Linked DNA regions of Homo sapiens: region 2 is linked to region 1. The links are chromatin contacts, found by Hi-C or POLR2A ChIA-PET in ENCODE. All regions are on one chromosome and are shown on one strand. The core of a region is the stretch at or near the end of the contact, and the rest is flanking DNA. Distances in the headings are between cores, read along the strand shown.

Region 1 (3,395 bases), core at 601-3,100:
AAGGGCACCAGCAGCAGAGGCTGGTGCAAGTCAGAAGGATGAGCAGGGACCGGCAATACAAGCAGAAAATGACCAGCAGGATGAGATACTCAAGTAGAGGCTAATCCAGGACAGCTCACCACTCCTGCCAAGCTACTGTATAAGCTTCCACTTGTACTCAGAAGCCATAATAAGTGGTATAGACAGGAGACAGGGAAATACTGCACGAAAGAGGGTGGTTCCCCAGCAAAGACCCCACCTTCAAGCAAGCCTGGAAACCCACAGCACTAGATGAAAACAGGCATTCCTGTTTTTGTGCCCAAAAGTTGCCTTTTGGCCCACCATGCACCCCTATCCTGTACATATATAAACCCCAAACTCCAGACTCCACAAGCCAATGAACAGAAGAGCAGAACGGAAGAACAGCATGGCAGAAAGAAAAAAAAAAGGAGTATCTGAATGCCAAGAGAAGATCAGCTGCGAATGGTCGGAGAGGAGAACGGACACCGGCTGCCCAAACTCCAGGGGAAGATCATCTTCTTACTTCATCCCCCTTCCAGCTCCCCATCCACCCCACTGAGAGCCACCTCCACCACTCAACAAAACCCCTGCACACATCCTTCAGGTTTATATATGACCCAATTCTTCCTGGACACCAGACAAAGACCTAGGTACGAAGAGGGCACTGAGCTGGTTAACACTTAAGCCATCCGTGGACAGCAAGGCTAAAAGAGCACACTGTAACACAGGCCCACTTGGGCTTTGGGGGTTGCAGGATCCCACCCACAGACACTGCCATGGGGCCTGGGCCCAGGGGTGCTCGGTCCGGCTCCTGCACCTGCCCATCTGCATGCTCCCCCTCCTGTAAGGAGTTTGAGTATGCACAGTGCCAAACAGACAAGCTACACCCCTGTTGCATGTCCTGCTAGGGGGGGTCAGGGAACGCTCCAGTTTCATCAGCAGTAAAGCAGGACAAAAAGGAGGAGGGAAACATCCAGGAGAGCAGGGGCAAGGAGTTACAGGAGCCCTTGAGAGAAAAGGACACCCCTGACAACCTGAATTTTGAATCAACAAAATTTAAATTCTTGGTAATTACACCGAAAGACTAAATTCTAAACCAGAAGAAAATCAAAGTGACAAGGTTAATTTGTTTATTGTTTGTTTACTTGATTTGATTTATTTTTTTTTCTCTCTCACTGTTATTGAAATAGGGGCTACTTGAATTCAACTGTAGAGGTGTTTAAAAAAAGAATCGTGTTTATATGTGTGAGGTTTGTGGGACCTGCTTAAAGTTTTGGTCCTGGAAGGGTCTTCGAAGGCCATCTAATTCACGTTGTATTGAGAGGAAATAGACGATGAAATAGGAAGCAATTATCTCAGGACTACAAAGCCAGTCACTAAAAGGGCCAAGACAAGATTGCACATTTCCAAAGGCACCCAGACATGTGAGCATTCAAAATCAAGAGCACTTTCACCCATAGTCATTGATGATGAAAAACACAGGTTGAATACATGTGGCTGCTTCTGATTTTTAAGCACACACAAAACTCTTGTACCACTGGAGCGAACCCACCAGCCATCAATGACTGCATGACGCCTTTCCCCCAGTTCTTTGCTCTCAACAGTAATTCCCTTTGCCATAACTTTCTGTTTTCTGCAGTGCCAGCCAGTCGTGACTGGTTGTGGCATCTCTAACAAAAGATACTGGATGTTGTTTTAAAGTCCCATGGTTGCATTTCAGAGCTAAAAATAGGACTATGCTATATCATCTGATATTTTCAGATGATCAGCTACACCACTTCCCTCCTTTCTGAAACTTACAGAGGTAAGTGAATTTTAAAATTTTGTTCTTTGAACAGCTCACTTTAGAGAACAATAGAGCCATTACACAAGCATACTTAATTTCAACTCTATACATTTAGCCCATTTCCCCCAACCCACTTTCCCCTCATTTCATGGGCTACTAAAAATATAGAACTAAATAGTGTGGCCCACCTGGAAATGAGTGTGTACACTGTTTAGCCTGAATGAGTGCTTGTGTGTGTTAAAGGAACAGGCTGCCTTCCAGGTGTCACCTCACATTTGGTTTCATTTTACTTTTCTCTAGTCATATGCCTTTGCCCTGACTTCCATGCCTGTTTTTACATTTTATTTTACAGAAATTATGTATTTCTGTAATGCAGTTTATAAAAATGATAAGAATATTAATCAATGTGCTTACTTTCATCAGCTTCAGTCAAACTTCTATTTACCCATCTTCAAATTATTTGCTCAAATTATATCTACAAGGCAAAAGGAAAGTAAATAAGGAAAGAATCCTGCTACTGAGGATTAAAAGCACCTTTTACATAATAACTAATGAATTTTGCAGACTGGCTGTGAACATGGCTGACAGCATCAAATAGATATGCCAGTGGTGAATTTTTGCTCTGTCCATGTGAATATAACCTTAATTTAAGATCATAATAAAATTTGAAACAGTGAAACAAGAGTGAGATTTAACCTCATTAAGATCAGGGAGCACATCTTCTTTCAATAACTATTTCAAACACGTTTACATATAGACTCACGCAGGCAAAGTAACCACAATTACTGTTTTTAAAGTGAAATACGTTAATATGTTACCTATTCTACAGAAACACGTAAGAACCTTCGGAAGCAAAATAATAACATCATTTGAAATATGAATAGTTACCCGAAAACCTATAGCAATCCAAAGCCAAATTTAAGATGAACAAACTTAAGATGTCCAAAATTTAAGTTGAGACAGCCTTTTGCTCTTGGCAAGCTACAAAATAAATACAAGTTCCCCTCCCTTTATGTCACACACACAATTTAGGGGAGCTCACTTGGACAATATTTGTACTGTGATACATAACGTCATCTAGAATATAAGTCAGAGTACCCAGCTATTTCTCTCTTTTGTGATTATTCACTTTAAAATTACAAGTTCTGATTCATTTTTAGATTTCAAATGATCAAAACTTTTATCTGTTTTTAAAATGCCTATATTCCTTGGTTTTCTCTAATCAAGGAAGTGAATAGGTATCTTAGCAAGAGAGGTCATGGGGAAGATTGCAAGCATTATACTATGCACTGTTGAGTGGGTTCAGAATAGTTTATATTATCATAAAAACAAATTGACATCAATAGCATAATTGCTGCATGAATAATCTTAGAACAAGTGAGACCTTTCAAGGCTTTTTTATTGTAAGCAATCATTATGCTCACCACATAAAACAAATGCCTTCTGGGAACTTTTAAAATAAGACTCAGCTTTTTCTAGCTTGTATTTCTTGGTTTCAACATGAGATATCTAAAAGATGAAAGAAGCTGTTCTGGCTATAGGGATAATACTGTGTGTAGCCATGGGTGATTTATGCAGTAAATTAAGGGAAAAAGTTGCACATGTAATG
Region 2 (2,975 bases), core at 370-2,869, 44 kb after region 1:
GCTTTTTTGGAAAGCACATATTTTTCAAGACTTCCCTCAGATCTGATGAGTGGATTAAAGTTCTAGAACTCATGTTTGGTTTCAAATTGCTTCCCATTCAGGGATTGTCAGACAACAGTCTGTAGGCAGTGCTGATCCGTGGCATAGTTCCAGCAGGCTGAGAAAAATTAGAGATAAGTGCAATAGAGTGAGTTTTTAATGAAGCTACATCTATTCCATCTAAAAGTTTGTTCTTTATTCTGATATGATATCCTTCCTCTTTTTAGATTTAAAGTAGCATTTCTTTCATGAAATGATAGTAGATAGTAGGGTTTTTTTAATGTTCTTAACTGAAAAATAAAAAGTTGGCCATCCTGTGACCCCCAAATAAATTAATATATAGATTGATAAATGATGTATCACTCTGTGAACCCAGACATGTGTGGCTTTGTTCTCTGACATTTGCTTTCTGCAGCTCTCAGGACTCTCCATGCTGAAAAGACACAATGCAATATTTCTGCAGTCCTCTCTCTCTCTCTCCGCAAATTCACCTTGGCCAGCAATACAAATGGTCCAGTTATTCAAGGAGCCAGATTTTCTCTGGAGGGATGGGGGCTGCATTATGCAGAGTCCCGCCCCGGGGCAGTTGGAAGAACACACTGCTTTGCAAACTGTTGCTGAGCCTGAGTATTTCTAAGCCTTCCAAAATCCTTGGTACAGTCTGTCCTCACATTGCCAACTGAGGGAATAATCCTGAATACTTGGTCCCCCACATATTCTACTAAGGAAGCTCATCATATTCCAGTGTCATTCTGAAAGAAAGATTCTCAAATATACATTTGGCAATCATCACCAATCTGACAAATTTGACCTGAATCTGTCTTCAAAAATTCTAAAGAAAAAAAGAATGAAAATTGGAGGTTATAATTTTACCAATATCAAGCCAAAGATAGACATGTTTCACCTTCATTTACATCAAGCTTTTATCCTCCAAAATTTTAAAACCATTTCTAATGTTACCTCCATCATTTAGCAATTAAAATTTTAGGGAGTTTACTTGAAACGCAAGTTGAATTTGGAAGTTTGGCTCATTTGACGTGGCCTAGTTAAATATGGCAATTCCCTTCTTTTTGCCACAGGAGGCAGCTTGGGGTAGAGAATTTGGGTCTGTCTGACAGCAAAGACCTGAGTTTGAATCTTGACTGAAAATTATTCAGTGGCTATGTTACTTTCAGAAGGCTTTTAACCTCTCTAATCCTTAGCTTCATAATGTGTAAAATGGGTATTGTAAGACCAACAGCATGTAATTGTAATGAGTCTGGCATAAAGTAAATGCCAATCCTGTAAAATGCTAATCCTGTTTTTTAATCTAATTAGATATCTAATTTTAATTTTAAATGAACTTAAGCAGGATGTCTTTTTTCCGTTTTTAATATTTTAAAAACTGGGAGGAAGAATCTATGAAGGCAAGTTTGTTTTTCAAGTTTGTGAAGAGTTACACAAATGATTCTAGAGTAAAATGGCCTTATACCAAATGTTTTACCTACTCACAGTGCCAAATATCCACAATGTCAAACAAGAACTGCAAATGTTCTCAGCTTTAATTTCACACCAATGTCACTTTAACCAAACAGTCTCCTTAGCAGGGTACTTCAGTGCTGAATCATTATTGACTCAGAGGTTTATAAATACCACTACTTGTATTACTTGGAGTTTTCTTCAGTGGTTCCCTATCGCCCTCTCTAAGTTCGGTTAAGCCTGACCGTGCAAAGGGAGTAATATCTGACATGCTCACTTCCCACATTAGTGGGGTTGCTAAGCCTGTATGACGTACATGATACATTTATAAAAAGGAACATTCTAAAAATAAGTTTAATGTATTCTCATTCAACTCCCTAAAAAACTGATGTAACTTGAAGACAGCAAGTTATGCTCATCAGTTTTCTCTAACAGCTTAGTAAATGTCAGAAAGAAACGGAAATGTTCTAAATAAGGACATCACTCGAAGTCCTTACAAAGTAAATCAGAATGCATACTTTTTCTATAAAAAAGCTTTAAAAAGATGATATAAATATATAATGTTCAAAGTCTAAATCTCATTTAGTAGGAATGGTTTAAAGATAACACTCGAAAAGACAGCTAAGGTGTTAGGTGGAAAGCAGCGGAAATGTATATAAAATCATTTCAATAAGGGATTTACTTAAGGAATAGGGTGAGGAATTACAGATATACAGTCCACACTGTTAGAGTCAACTCATCATCTATGGTAACAATAATGGGCAACAGGGAAGATAATCTAAAAATCCTGTATATTCACTTTTATATTCTAACATTATTGTTTGCAGTAGATTTATCTTCCCAACTATATTTAAGATTTGTTTGCCTTTTTGGGTATTAATTACCTGATGGATGGAGAAAGATACCCAATAGCACTCTCAAGGGCACAGCAAAGCCAAAAAAGTAACATTTTGCCAGAGATTATCTACAAAAATAAATTGTGTCTGTAAGAGAGTAAGAGATGTGGCCTGGATCACTGAGAGCGTGGAGTGAGGCCAATCCAAATAATTGATGTCTCTACAGTCTATCAGCCACTACCCGACAGTGGCCCAGGGATAAGGGTGGATGCAAGCACTTCTACTCCCTGCAATTACTCTCCTTTCTTTCCCTCAGGCACGAACCCCACTCCTCCAGAGTGGTTGTGGTCAGAGCATTTTGGGCAATAGGCCTCACAAAAGAAGCATCTTCAAATTCAGGGGACAAATCCAAAGGAAGCTAATATGAATCAACTGAAAAATGAACGAGCTGAGCCACATGCTGAGAGTGACCTGAAGAAAAATCGGTAAAGAAGTTTTATCAAGTGACTTGGGTGTTTTGATTCTTAAGAAGGAAATGAAATGCAAAATTTGCAATTTATGCAGAATTCTCTGTAATCTCTTGAATTCCAAGGGAAGTGACAGGTCTGTTTCAAATCCTTCTCCCGGAAACAGACAAAATTA

What was found. A loop is a pair of places that touch in the nucleus more often than their neighbours do. ChIA-PET counts read pairs that join two places held with the same protein, here RNA polymerase II (POLR2A). Pooled maps may share reads with other maps.
Region 2: a loop to region 1 is called in a map with no recorded cell type, with 8 times the contacts of the local background. The contact joins two enhancer-like sites. A Hi-C loop is called at or near these places in 11 of 168 maps with a recorded cell type or tissue (CD14-positive monocyte, Caco-2, GM12878 and 8 more), 33 of 37 single-sample maps with no recorded cell type and 19 of 50 pooled maps. POLR2A ChIA-PET finds 5 or more read pairs at or near these places in 3 of 52 experiments (GM12878, MCF 10A and Panc1).

What each region holds. Positions count from the first base shown.
Region 1 is chr11:109,954,626-109,958,020 of GRCh38, forward strand. The region is part of intron 1 of LOC105369484 (a long non-coding RNA gene); the gene reads left to right. Among named protein-coding and RNA genes, the nearest start is that of LINC02715, 130 kb to the left of the region's middle. Within about 2 kb of position 1,851, at least 3 of the 41 ENCODE cell types and tissues checked have a DNase peak (open chromatin) inside an H3K27ac peak, as active enhancers do.
Region 2 is chr11:109,998,497-110,001,471 of GRCh38, forward strand. No RefSeq gene overlaps it. Among named protein-coding and RNA genes, the nearest start is that of ZC3H12C, 93 kb to the right of the region's middle. Within about 2 kb of position 1,620, at least 5 of the 41 ENCODE cell types and tissues checked have a DNase peak (open chromatin) inside an H3K27ac peak, as active enhancers do.